Linked DNA regions of Homo sapiens: all the other regions are linked to region 1. The links are chromatin contacts, found by Hi-C or POLR2A ChIA-PET in ENCODE. All regions are on one chromosome and are shown on one strand. Each heading gives the region's core, a stretch centred on a gene start or an enhancer-like site at or near the end of the contact. The rest is flanking DNA. Distances are from core to core; before and after follow the strand shown. Region 1 has its middle 49 kb from the start of MIR9902-1. Region 2 holds the start of PITPNM2 (phosphatidylinositol transfer protein membrane associated 2). Region 3 holds the start of ABCB9 (ATP binding cassette subfamily B member 9).

Region 1 (4,486 bases), core at 1,392-3,891:
CCTTGGTGTACTGGAAGAATCGGATCACACTGGGCTTGGCGAATGAGAGTGCAAGGTTTTATTGATAAGTAGCTCTCAGCAGATAGGGGAGCCAGAAAGGAGATGGTTTTCTTCGGGAGTCGGGCGGCTTCTTCGCAGCCCGGGCTCTCCTCCGACTGCCCAGGCCAAACTCCGCCTCATTCCCCCAGTCAATGGCCTGATGGCCTGTAGGCATGCCAGTGTCTGACTATGTGCTCTTCCGCCAGCGTGCTACCCTCGATGTCCTCTCGATGTCCAGCCACCTGTGTCTGCCTGCTAGGGTCTCGGGGTTTTATTTTATTTTATTTTATTTTGAGATGGAGTCTCGCTCTGTCGCCCAGGCTGGAGTGCAGTGGCGCGATCTCGGCTCACTGCAGGCTCCGCCTCCCGGGTTCAAGTCATTCTCCTGCCTCAGCCTCCTGAGTAGCTGGGACTACAGGCGCCCGCCACCACGCCCGGCTAATTTTTTATTTTTGTATTTTTAGTAGAGACGGGGTTTCACCGTGTTAGCCAGGATGGTCTTGATCTCCTGACCTCGTGATCCGTCCGCCTCAGCCTCCCAAAGTGCTGGGATTACAGGCATGAGCCACAGCGCCTGGCCGGTCTCGGGTTTTTATAGGCACAGGATGGGGGCATGGGGGGCCAGAGTAGTCATGGGAAATGCAACATTTGGGCGCGGAAGGCAGGAGTGCCTGTCCTTACCTAGGTCCGTAGGGGTGGAGCCCTAGCCAGTTACCACACCCTCCTTTACCCAGCATTTCCCTTCCCCCCTTCCATATCATTTAAAGGGACCACGCTCTTCCCCTCCCAGCACTCCCATATCAGTGCAACCACTATGGAGAAGTTTGGAGGTTCTTTAACAAACTTAAAATAGAGCTACCATATGATCCAGCAATCCCACTACTGAGTGTATACCTAGAAGAAAGGAAATCAGTATATGGAAGAGATAGCTGCACTCCATGTTTATTGCAGCCCTATTCACAATAGCTAAGACTTGAAGAGACCTAAGTGTCCATCAACAGATAAAGAAAATATGCTACATATACACAATGGAGTACTATTCAGCCATAAAAAAGAATAAGGTCCTGTCATTTGCAACAGCATGGATGAAACTGGAGGTCATTCTGTTAAATGAAATAAGCCAGGTACAGAAAGACAAACTTCACAAGCTCTCACTTATTTGTGAGAGCTAAAAATTGAAACAATCGAACTCATGGAGATAGAGAGTAGGATGGTTACTAGAGGCTGGGAAGGGTAGTGGAGTTGGGGGAGGAGGGGGACGTGGGGATGGCTAATGGGTACAGAAAATAGAAAGAATGGGCGGGGCACGGTGGCTCATGCCTGTAATCCCAGCACTTCAGGAGGCCGAGGCGGGTGGATCACCTGAGGTCAGGGGTTCAAGACCAGCCTGGCTAACATGGTGAAACCCCGTTTCTACTAAAAATACAAACAATTAGCTGAGCGTGGGGGCACGTGCCTGTAATCCCAGCTACTCGGGAGACTGAGGCAGGAGAATCGCTTGAACCCAGGAGGCAGAGGTTGCAGTGAGCTGAGATCACGCCATTGCACTCCAGCTTGGGCAACAAGAGTGAAACTCCGTCTCAAAAATAATAATAATAATAATAATAAAATAGAAAGAATGAATAAGACCTGGTATTGATAGCACAACAGAGTGACTATAGTCAACATAATTTAATTGTACATTTTAAAATAACTAAAAGAGTATAACTGAATTGTTTGTAACCCAAAGGATAAATGTTTAAGGTGATGGACACCCCATTCACCCTGATGAGATTATTACGCATGGCATGCCTGTGTCAAAATATCTCATGTATCCCATAAATATATACACCTACTATGTACCTAAAAGTTAAAAATTAAAAATTAACAACAAAAGGCTGGCACGGTGGCTCACAGCTATAATCCCAGCACTTTGGGAGGCTGAGGCAGGTGGATCACTTCAGGTCAGGAGTTTGAGACCAGCCTGGCCAACATGGTGAAACCCCATCTGTACTAAAAATACAAAAATTAGCTGGGCGTGGTGGCGCGTGCCTGTAATCCCAGCTACTGGGGAGGCTGAGGCAGGAGAATTGTTTGAACCTGGGAGGCGGAGATTGCAGTGAGCCAAGATTGCACCATTGCACTCCAACCTGGGCAACAGAGCAAGACTGTCTCAAAAATAAATAAATAAACAAAAATACAAATTAACAACAAAAAAAAAGACTCTCTGGTCAGACTTTTTCACTCCCTGTCTTGTATCCGGGATACAATTCTCTGCACGTTTCATGCTGTTTCAAGTCTTTGCTCCCCTTCCCTCTTTGCCTAACTAACTCCCACTCCCTCTTTATGACATGATAGTTACTTAATATCCAAGTTCCTGGAATTGCTTGAAACTGTCTCATTTAATATGAATATACATATATGTAGGAAGCATTAGGACATTCCTTATATTCAAAGAGCTAATGTAATGAATCAGGAGGAAATGTTATTACCTCAAAACCAAATGATTGTCAACTCATGTTTTCTGATGTTATTTAGGTAGGCTTGGTAACTTGGTTATATCTTAAAAGGGTACATTACTCATAACCCACATTATATTTCATACCTCAAAAGAAGAAGTGGTAATTTACAAAACTTCATCCCTCCCCCTTCCCCGTGGTGCCATGTGCTTGGCAGTTGGTGTTTTGGTCAGATCTAAGAAAAGTTTCATCATCAAGCAGTATGAACACATGTGCCGGTGAATCTCTGTCTCCCTTTTTTTTAATGACTCATAACCGGCCACAGGGTACCACATTTAGGGTGACAGCTCTACCATTCACGAGTTTGGCATGTAAACACAAGATCCCCACGTGCAGATCTATTGATGGGTGGTCTTTTCTCAGAAAGGTACATTCTTCTGGCTCGGTCTAGATTACCGGTGGGATTTTTCTATGTTTCATTTTTACTTCTGTGCTTTCGGAAGGACAAAGGGAAGCTGACAGCGAGGGTGAAATGAAAACGTAAGTGATAAGGGTTGTAAGAAACAATGAAAAAGATGTTTTTTGTTGGCTTTTTTTTTTTTTTGGAGATGGAGTCTCACTCTGTCCCCCAGGCTGGAGTGCAATGGCGTGATCTTGGCTCACTGCAACCTCCACCTCCCGGGTTCAAGCGATTCTCCTGCCTCAGCCTCCCAAGTAGCTGGAATTACAGGCATGTGCCACCACACACGGCTAATTTTTAGTAGAGACAGGGTTTCGCCATGTTGGCCAGGCTGTTCTTTAACTCCTGACCTCAAGTGATCCACCTGCTCTTGGCCTCCCAAAGTGCTGGGATTACAGGTGTCAGCCACCATGCCTCGCCAAAACAACAGAAGTTTATTTTCTCATAGTTCTGGAGGCCAGAAGTCAGCAATCAAGCTGCCAGCAGATCCACACTCTCTCCAAAGTCTCTAGGGGAGGATCCTTCTCTGTCTTTTCCAGGCATCCCCTGGCTCATGGCCACGTCACTCCAATCACTGCTTCTGTCTTCATGTGGACTTCTTCTCTGTCTGGCCTCTTCTGTCTCTTCTAAGGACACTGTCATTGCCCACCCTAATCCTATATGATCTCATCTTGATCCTTATCTTAATTCCATCTGCAAAGACCCCATTTCCAAATAAGGTCACCTTCTGAGGTTCCCGGAAGACATGAATTTAGCAGAGGGCACTCTTCAACCTTCAACCTACTACAACCTCCTTTCTCAATTTCCACTGCTTCTGCCTTTGGGTGAAGTATAGAATCCTTTAAATAACAGTGTGCTTTCTGTGTAGTTATTGATTAGAAATAATCTGGCCAGACACAGTCGCCCACGCCTGTAATCCCAGCACTTTGGGAAGCCAAGGTGGGAAGATTATGCGAGCCCAGGAGTTTAAGACCAGCCTGGGCAATATAATGATACCCCATCTCTAATAACAATGATGATGATAATAATAATAAATAGAAGTAATAATCATAAGTTTTACTGAAGTCAACTAACATACAGAAAAATACAGAAATTATAATAGACTTTCATGAAGTCATCATGCCCGTGTGACAACACTCAGATCAGGTAACAGAACATTCCCAGTATAGATTAGGAATCATATTATTTCCATGTTTTAGTTTTTAAAAATTATAGTAAAATAGGCCGGGCACGGTGGCTCACACCTGTAATTAATCCCAGCACTTTGGGAGGCCAAGGCAGGTGGATCACCTGAGGTCAGGAGTTCGAGACCAGCCTGGCCAACATGGCAAAACCCCGTCTCTACTAAAAATACAAAAATTAGCTGGGCATGGTGGCACATGTCTGTAATCCCAGCTACTAGGGAGGCTGAGGCAGGAGGATTGCTTGAACCTGGAGGCTGAGGTTGCAGTGAGCCGAGATTGTGCCACTGCATTCCAGCCTGGGCGAAAGAGTGAGACTGTCTCAAAAACAAAACTTATAGTAAAGTATACATAAAATTTGCCGTCTT
Region 2 (4,486 bases), core at 1,273-3,772, 500 kb after region 1:
CTTGGTGTTAAAACAGGCCTCTAGACACGGAGGAAGGCAACGGGTCCCCATAACAGAGAATGTATAAGCAATCAACTCTGGACAAGAAGGGCTCTCAGTGGTGATCTAGGCCAACCCTCTCACTATTTTCCTAAGTACCTTACTGTGCAGCAAAGCATTGGGGATGCAGAGAAACGTGATACAGCACTAACCGCCCAGGAGCTCACAGTCTAGTGGGGGGCACGTGTAAACAGATAAGGGCCATTCTGTGTGGCAAGCAAATCAGACTAGGGTGGTTCGAAAATCAGAAGAGGGACCAATTCCACCTGCGAAGGCCAAGACTGGGTCTCAACCAGTGAAGAGTTGAAGGCACCTGGGGAGAGGGAGGGCATGGGAGCACCATGCCTTTGAAAGCCTCTAGGTAGCCTGAGAGGACTGCAGCTTAGGGTATGAATGAAATGGTAGGAGAGGAGGCAGAAAAGGTAGACAGGACCCAGATCCCAGGGGGCCTTAGATACGCAGAGGAATTCTTTCAGATTCCATAAGGTGCAACCAAAACCAAGAGAAACCAAGTGACTTAGTTAAGCTCCTGTAGCAAGTTATGGGAAAAGCCAGGCCTGGAACCCCAGTCTCTCGACTCCCGCAGTCCACTTCTCTCCCCTGCTGCCTCCCACGCCTGAGCAGCTGGGGAAGACCAGGAGAGAGAATGGCCCATTCAACACTCACTACCCAGAGAATCTGGAGTCTTTGCCTGGCCATCTTCAGGGCAGAGGATGTACTGTCCTGTTCACTTGGCAAGCCACTCCTTACAAGAAAAACAGCCCTTCCTAACTCATTGTGTTTCTCTCTGCAGTGGGAGAGGGCTGGAAGTCCATTCCAACCACAGAATACAGTCCCTTCATGGAAGGAAAGTAATTTAACAGCAACAGTCCAGGAATCAGACAAGCTATGGTCCCAGAGGCAAGCGTTGGAGGGGCCTTCTGCTCCACGGAGACACTGACTCCACGCAGGGTACTGACCAGGGCAGGAGACCAGAGATGAATCAACTCCAGCCCGGGAGCTCACCGTCCAGCAGGGGAGATAAGGCAGATGGAAAAGTAACTATAAAATAAGGCAGACGGTGATAAGAGTTACACAGGAGATACAGATAGCAGGCAGTGGGAGTTCAGAGCAGAGAGGAGTCTGGGGGATGGATGTTAGGGGAGATTCAGATGAAGGGGAGCACTTACTGCCTTCCCTCCAGAAGTGGGGGGTCTATCCTAGCAGCTCTGGTCACTCCCAGGTGGAGGCCGGGGAGAGAGCTGGTTGTGGACAAAGACAGATGTTCCAGTGAGGTCTCCTTTGAAGAATCCCGACTCTGGGTGGGGGAGGCAGGTAGGCCGGGGTGTTTGGAGAGGCACCCAGCCCACACTTCAGTGGGAGGGAGAGGAGTGCAGGATGTCTCTGCAGGAGCAAGTCGGTGGAAAGGGGACAAGCCTGGAGGACTTGCCTTGAAATGACATTTGCACCGCGCGCACTATGTTCACCTGGAGTGGCCGTTTGGGATTTCTTGCGGGGAGGCAGTGCACACTGGGGCGGGGGACACTGAACTTTCCCTCTCCCCAAGGCCCCCCGATCAGCCCTGCCACGGATAAGAAAGGATTCGGGGTGGGAAGAAGACAGAGCCGGCACCCCATTACCACACGAAGGGGGCACTGAGGATGGAGACGGGCCACACCCCAACCCTGGGCCCCCGACAAGCAGAGGCCACGGCCCGGGCCTGGGGACGTTCAGCTGGAGGCGGGAAGCAGAGAAGGCGGGCCGGGGGCTCACCTCCGCTTCCTCCCGATAGCCCCTTCCTCGCCCTGGCACCGGCACTGCCCACGCCTGCCCCCCGACCGCTATGACACTTGTCCCTGGCGGGGGTCCCCCACGCGGTCGCGACCGACGGAAATTCGGAAATCAGCGTTTCGGGCACGGATCCAGGGCCGGCGACTCACTGAGGCCAGGCTCGGGCGGTCTCCCGAGCGGGGCTCCCGTACGCCACACCCTCCTCCCTGCCCGGGTCTCCGCTCCCTCCTCCAGCCCCCGGCGGGCTGGAGGCTCGGCGGGCGGGCGGGCCGGGGCCTCTCTGGGAGCCGCCGCCCAGATCCCCAGGTCCCCGGCCAGCGCCCGGCACTGCGGGACTCACCGCGGGCCTGCGGAGCGGCCGCCCGGACGCACTCACCCCGCTCGGCGCGGCCGCGGGCTCTGTCCTCTTCGGGGCCCCGGCTGGGCCGCCGCCACCTCACGCCGCCTCACGGGGAGCGCCCGCCCCGCGGCCCCGGCCCGGCCGGCTGCGCCCCGCGCGCCCCCGCCGCCTGCTGGCCCCGGGCGAGCGGCAGAGCCCCGGCGGGCATTGCTCCCGAGCGTCGCAGGCGGGCGGCGGCGGCGCACGTGCTGGCGGGCGGCTCTCGCTGAGGCGGCCGCGAGCTGAGAAGGAAGCGCCGGGCGGGCGGCCGGGGCCGGCTGGACAGCTCTACGCCGCGGCGCCGCGGTGCCCCGCGCACCCCAGCGGCCGCTGCTGCCCGCGCGCGCCGGGCCGGGCTCGCATTCCCTCAGTGGCGGCGGCGCCTCCTCAGGCCGCGCGGGGGAGCGGCGGCGGCGGCGGCGGGGGCGCGTCCCTGCGGAGTCTCGGCCCGGCCCCGCCGCCTCCGCCGGAAGAAACCTCTCCGACTCGGGCAGCCCGCCTGGTTCCTCAGACCTGCCGCGGCGACCCCGCTCCTCCCCGGCTCGCCCGTGTCCTCAGGGCCCGGGACTGGACTCGGGGGCGGCGGCGCGGATCCCCGCCCCGGGCTCCTCGCCCACCGTCCGCAGCAGCCGAGCGCACTCGGGGGCGGGAACCGGCCGACTTGCGGCCACTGTGACTCTTAAAACAGCCTCATTTTAAAAAATGAAGTTTCTTAGGAGCGAAATGGTAAACCAGGGAGGGCAGAGCGCAGCGGGCAGCTCACCGAAGCCCAGCCCCGGGCGCGGTGCTCGCCACACGGTGGGTCCGCGCTCTCCCCTCAGGACGCCCGGGCCGCGGCCCAGGGAACGGCAGAGCCGGGAGCGCAGCCGTCCCGGTCCCCACCTCAGGGAGTAGCTGGAAGAGGATCACGAACAGTTTAATCCGGATGATCTGGCACGACAGGGCTCTCCAATGGGAAGAGCCCCCGGTGGGGGAGCGCCTGGTGACATTCCTTAAAAACATGAGGTGTTTGTTAGGTTGAGCCAGGGTGGACTTGTTTGGCAAAATCTGAAGTCATGGAACTAAAGAGAGCACACCTAAAACTTAGTGATGTGTGACCCATCCCTACTTGTCACCTTATAAGGCTGAGGAGACGGCGGTGCTCCCCTGGAGGAGAGAGGACAAGCTAAAATTAAGGCGGCCTAGATGACTCCAGATGAAGCCGGGGAGGCCGAGCCCCTGACAGCTGCTCACCTCCTGGGGTCACGGCAGAACCCAACTGAACGGGCCAGGAAGGCCATCGTTCCCGACTCGCCTCCAGGTGCCCCTGACCATGACCACGCAGAGGAGGACCAAGGCGTACCACCATCACCTAGAACGCTTCAGCTCCTTCCCTCCACCAAGAGGTGCCCTAGGATCCATCCAGAAAGATCTGCGGAGCCCACAGAGTCCCAACGGGAACTGTGCTCCTGGATGGACGCCCCTTAACCCATAACTCAAGGACTTCTCTATGCCTGGGACTTAAAATCACCAACAACCCGCTCCTGCAGCCAGCTAGCAGAAATAAACACACAAAGGCCACACGCCAGTTCACAGCCACAAGTATTTATTGAGTGCCTGTAGTGCAAGAAAGAGAGATGGTCCCTGCTCCCGCGGAGCTTACAGCTTCACGACTCCAGCATCTGGCTAGATTCAGAAACAACTGCAGCAAGCACTTGTCTACCCACCAGCAGCACTGTAAAAAGCACATTTCTCACATTATCGGTCACTGTTACAGTGAAATTGTTAGATGTAAAAATTATCCTTGAAATCTGTAGTCATAGAGATGACATGGTACATAATGTCCAGCAAATGCACATTTATGGCTTGATTCCTCACATATCTGAGGGGTCTATGGAAATAAAGTACAAATCAGGCAGAAAAGACTTAGTAACACAGTTCCTAAGAATACTGGGGTAGTAGTTTATTATCAAACTACCATAGAGCTCTTGGCAGGGCAGGAAATTATTTCCAGCAAAATTTGTGCAATATAGTGGATTTAATCAAACCTGCAACTGTCAACCATACATGGTCCCTCATGACAGGTAAATATAATCTACCTGTCTGAATGGTAAAAGGCTACAGGTGTGCATTTATTTTTTAAAGCTTCTTAAAGACTCATAGCACAAGTGGCACATTGAAATCTAGTGAAAACTTGAGATAATCTAAAAATTAAAGTGACAAAAGTGTCTAATTTTACTACATATGTAGGTGCAGAGTTCAGATTTCAAGTAGCGTCCAGCAAAGCACGTGGCTTTTCTGGGCGAGAAGGGGATAGCT
Region 3 (4,486 bases), core at 1,022-3,521, 320 kb after region 1:
CAAAACCTGGACAGCAGCCCAGGGGCTTGGCTGACTCTCCCAACCTGACTCCCAGCCTCTGGGGGAATTCCTTCCCCATCCCCCAACAGCCCAGGGTACCAGTCATGCCCCCCGCCTCCAGAAGCCTATTTATCTTCATCAGAATAAACAAAATTTCAAACACTCATATCGCAGACTACCAAAGCCACATTTTGCAGATGGGGAAACTGAGGCCCACAGAGGGAGGGGGTGAGGCTTGTCTCAGGTCATCCACCAGGCTGGGGCAGAGCAGTGCTAGCACCTGGGTCCCTGCCCCCAAGCACTAGTCCTTCTACCACAGACTCCTAGCAGAGTGGACTCCAGCCCCGGGTCGGGTTACAGTCCTCGGTGGGGACAGTTACTCCGTTATTTTTAAAGCTACTGGGCAGAAGCGTGACCACCAGCCAAGGCTGCTTAGAGGCCTGTCACCGCTCTCCAACTGCCTGACTCAGAGGATGCGCTGGGCTCGGCCAGGTGGAGCTGGAGGGCAAATTGTGAGCACATGGGTGACCTGCTTGGCCTGAGGGACAAGGACAAGGTGGTGGCCAGAATAGGCCCCACCCAGAACCGGACAAGGCCCAGGAAGACAGGGGTGGCTCGCCCTGACTCCGTGCACTAAAGAATGGCACAGGATAAGCAAGTGGCCTTGTCCCCACCAGGGGTCTTGTCAAAGGCTTTTCTTCCCAGGGTAGGAGACATTGGTTGGGGTATCTCTAGGCATCAGCTGCAGAGAAGGCCAGAAGACGATAGATAGCAGTTATTATGACGCTGCAACAGAGACCCTTTGCAGAGAAGGCCAGGAGACAATAGATAAAAGTTATTATGACACTGCAACAGAGACCCTTCACCGGGCCCTACTATGTGCCTGGCACCTCCCAAAGCAGCCAGGCCTCCCCACTTCCCTGGGAGGACCCTGTGGTCATCAGCTTCGTTTTACAGCTGGGGAGACAGAAGAGGTTAAGTGACACGCAGAAAAAGGACGAAGGCAGGATGGAGACCCGCATCCAGGGTCTCCAGGATGGAGACTCGGGGGTCCCCTGTCCAGGCTATTCAGGGATTGCAAGAAAAGGGGCCAAAGAACTTGGGTGGCCCAGTGGCCTCGGTTCACCCCTGACATGGTGAGCTTTTTACCCCGGTGTGGGCCCAGACCCAGATAAGCCCATTCCATTCGCTGCGCAGCAAAGCACTGACTGACAGAGGCCTGCTGGGTGGGAGGGCCTGACTGTGGGGGTCCCTGGCTCTGGGGCAGGAGCGGGCTGGGTCTGCGTGGGTCCATCCTGATTTCATCCCTGCTGAGCCTCTGGCAGCCCACGTGGGGCCCAGCCTCACTCTGGGACTTGAGAAGCTGTCTCAGGTGCTCTCAGCTCTAGGAGAGGCAGAGAGGCGCGAGGTGCCCTCCCTCCAAGCCTCCTCTTGTCACCCGGCCCTGCACTATCCGGAAAAGGGGAATGGGCAGAGGCGGGGATCCTGTCAGCCCAGCTTAAAGCTGTCTCAGTTAATGTCAGGCCGGGGGAGGAGGCTTTTTTTTTTTTTCCAGAGGCCCAGAAATAAAAGAGGCTCCCCTGGGAACCTACAGGCCTCACTGCCAGCGTGGATGGCGGGGAGCAGCGGCAGCCCACTGGCCTGCTGAGGAGACTGAGAAAAGGGCTTTGCCCAGGTCAGCAGGAACAGGCCAGATCCCCCAGGCTTCTGCCAAAGCCCTGGTGCTCAGGATCCCTGGGAAGCCCTGACATGGACAGTGGGAGCCCTCAGAAGGCGCGCCAGCCCCGTCCTGGGGGAACGACAGCCATCCCAGGATCCTCCAACACCTCCCACATTTTCCAAGAGGCAGCGGCGCCTTGGGGGTTAAAAAAAATGGCAACATTCGCCCTACGGGCGCGGAAAGGATGCTGCAGGGATGGGGGCTGGGAGCTGCGGCTGCGGGCTCCGGGAGGGCTCCAGGGAGGCTCCCACCTTCAACCGAGATGCCTATTCCCACCGAGGCAGGGGTGCCCAGACGCCCCCCAACGCGTGCCTGGCCTGGCACCCTGGCCTGGAAAGGTCCCAAAACCAGGGGTCTAGGGTGCCTTGCCCTTACCTGTTACCTGGCACCAGGTGAGCTCTGGGAGGGGGCGCGCAGCAGGCTCGGGTCTGGGGTGCAGTTTCCGCGCTGCTCATTGAAGACTGCGCCGGACGCGGTCCTCGCTCCGCTCTTCCCGCTGCTCCTCCCCGCCTCCCACCCGCGCTGCGCCGCTGCAAGGTCGGAGCTGAGACTGGCGTGCGTTGAGACAGGCTGATGGACGGGGCGGGGCCTCAGTGACGGAGGGGGCGGGGATCCTGGGGCAGGGACCGGCGGAGCCTCCCGGGAGGGGCGGGGCCTCAGGAGGAGTGGGCGGGCTTTCCTGGACGGGGCGGGGCCCCCGAGGAGGGGGCTGGCGAAGCCTCCGGGTGGGGACGGGCCTCCTGGGGGCGGGGCCACAGCTGGCCACCTGCTCACCTGTGGCAAACTCCTCCCACATCTGGCCAACCAGGCCCTCCACACTGCGTGCTGGCCTCCACCTGGAGCCACGGGCCCATCCTGAGGGGACGGAAATGGTTTCACCTGAAGGAGGCCAGCTTTTTAACTGGCCTTTTTCCCTGGAGGGACAGCCAGCCAGTCCAGGAGGGTGGGTTATGGTCCTCATTCATTCACTTATTCTTTCATTCGTTCACCCAACAGATATTTATCCAGTGCCTACGGCGTGCCATATGCCCTTTTAAGCATTTGAAATTAAACAATTAACAAAACAAGATCCTTGCCCTTCTGGAGCTGACATTCTAGTGAGGGTGTCAGACAACACATATAAGCAAATGAGATATATTGGAAGGGAATACATTTTACGGAGAAAATTGGTGCAAGATCAGGGATTCGGGGCATTGGAGAGGGGAGGCAGCGATATGTCCTCAGTGACTGCCAGGTGCTGGGAACACAGCTGTGTGTGAAAAGACAGAAAACTCCCAGCCTTCATGGCGTGAAGGGGACAGAACATCAGCAAGTAAGTGCATAAGGCCATTCAGGTACTGGATGCAGTAAAATAAATAAAATTGTGTAAGTGAAAGGTGAGAAGGCGTGAGCCACGGGGAGGGAGGAACATCCTACGCTAAGGCCTGCAAGTTCAAAGGCTCTGAGGTGGGAACCAACTTGGCCACTTGAGGACCAGAAAAGGGTCCATGTGGCCTGAACCGTGGGAAGTGGGTGGGGGAGTGGACTTACGGCCCAGAGGGGCAGCAGGTGGGGCTAGAACTGCCCACATCCCTGGATCCTCTGATCAGAGGCTTTGTTTTTTCCTGAGACAGAGACTCCAGGATGGAGTGCAGTGGCGAGTTCTCAGCTCACTGCAGCCTCTGCTTCCCAGCTTCAAGTGATTCTCCTGCCTCAGCTTCCCAGGTAGATGGGATTACAGGTGTCCGCTACCACGCCTGGCTAATTTTTGTATTTTTAGTAGAGATGGGGTTTAGCCATGTTGGCCAGGCTGGTCTCAAACTCCTGACCTCAAGTGATCTGCCCTCCTTGGCCTTCCAAACTGCTGGGATTAGAGTCGTGAGCCATGTGTGCCCAGCCCTGAACAGAGGCTTTTTGGAGCACTCTCTGAATTGGAAATGTCCTCTGCTACTTGGTGGGACAGCTTCTTTAGAGGGGAATTTGTTCAGAACTTACAACACTATGTTTTTTTTTAACCCAGAAGGAATTTCCTCTACAGATAGACTTGTGCAAGGGAGCTAAGGTACTAGCTTAAAGGTAGTTACTACAGTAGCAAAAGTCTGGAAATAACCTAAATACCCTTCCATAGGGAACTGGCCAAATAATTAGAGAACACCTGTTCAACAGAATACTCTGTAGCCAGAAAAAAAAAAATAGAAGACATAGAGTTATATAAAGGTATGGAATGACCTCCTAAATGTATTGAGTAAAAACCAAGGAGAGAATAAAGTTGAACCATGTTACTATTGGTGCAAAAACAAAGGCAAATATCTAATTGTACTTGAAGACGATATCTTGGATGGACTGTCCAAAAAGCAGGAGTCACTCAGAGCTGGGCTCTGTCATTTATGCTGTGTGACCTTAAAGAGGTGACTTTGCCTATCTGAGCCTGTTTTCTCATCAGAGAAATGGGGTAATAAAGATATCGACTGCATCAGGTAAAGGTAAAATGTGACAAGGCCAGTGAGGGCAGCCCCTGGCATGTGATAAACTTTCAGTAAAGGAGAACAAGGATTATTTTTAGGAGAGATGGGATGACTGAACCTTTATGTAACTACTAGCATAGTATAGCAAAAATCAACAGGAGCTGTCAGAAATGTGAAACGGACAGAAACAATTCGGCCTCATCACATGCTATTTCTTCACATGGATGTTGCTTTCCAGCGATCAAGTTTGCAAGCTCTCCAGTCTCTCATTCCTCTGTACCTTTTTTTTTTTTTTTTTTTTTGAGATGGAGTCTTGCTCTGA

The links. A loop is a pair of places that touch in the nucleus more often than their neighbours do. ChIA-PET counts read pairs that join two places held with the same protein, here RNA polymerase II (POLR2A). Pooled maps may share reads with other maps.
Region 2: a pooled map shows a loop between it and region 1 (2.4-fold over the local background). The contact joins the promoter of PITPNM2 here to the enhancer-like site in region 1. A Hi-C loop is called at or near these places in 1 of 50 pooled maps. POLR2A ChIA-PET finds 5 or more read pairs at or near these places in 3 of 52 experiments (Panc1, activated naive CD4-positive, alpha-beta T cell and naive thymus-derived CD4-positive, alpha-beta T cell).
Region 3: a loop to region 1 is called in a map with no recorded cell type, with 2.7 times the contacts of the local background. The contact joins the promoter of ABCB9 here to the enhancer-like site in region 1. A Hi-C loop is called at or near these places in 13 of 168 maps with a recorded cell type or tissue (A673, CD4-positive, alpha-beta T cell, Calu3 and 9 more), 14 of 37 single-sample maps with no recorded cell type and 25 of 50 pooled maps. POLR2A ChIA-PET finds 5 or more read pairs at or near these places in 4 of 52 experiments (GM10248, RWPE1, WTC11 and 1 more).

Annotation. Positions count from the first base shown.
Region 1 is chr12:122,644,295-122,648,780 of GRCh38, forward strand. No RefSeq gene overlaps it. Among named protein-coding and RNA genes, the nearest start is that of MIR9902-1, 49 kb to the right of the region's middle. RefSeq lists enhancers at 2,849-2,918, 3,009-3,068. Within about 2 kb of position 2,642, at least 3 of the 41 ENCODE cell types and tissues checked have a DNase peak (open chromatin) inside an H3K27ac peak, as active enhancers do; they include mammary epithelial cell, where a contact is called at or near this core.
Region 2 is chr12:123,148,568-123,153,053 of GRCh38, forward strand. It overlaps PITPNM2 (phosphatidylinositol transfer protein membrane associated 2), which reads right to left and starts at 2,523. Exons shown (of 26, transcript NM_020845.3): 1 at 2,186-2,523. It also overlaps a transcript of MPHOSPH9 not described here. RefSeq lists silencers at 2,077-2,166, 2,267-2,406, 2,427-2,686, 2,707-2,906.
Region 3 is chr12:122,964,192-122,968,677 of GRCh38, forward strand. It overlaps ABCB9 (ATP binding cassette subfamily B member 9), which reads right to left and starts at 2,272. Exons shown (of 12, transcript NM_019625.4): 1 at 2,096-2,272. RefSeq lists enhancers at 913-1,720, 1,721-2,526 and a silencer at 2,291-2,580.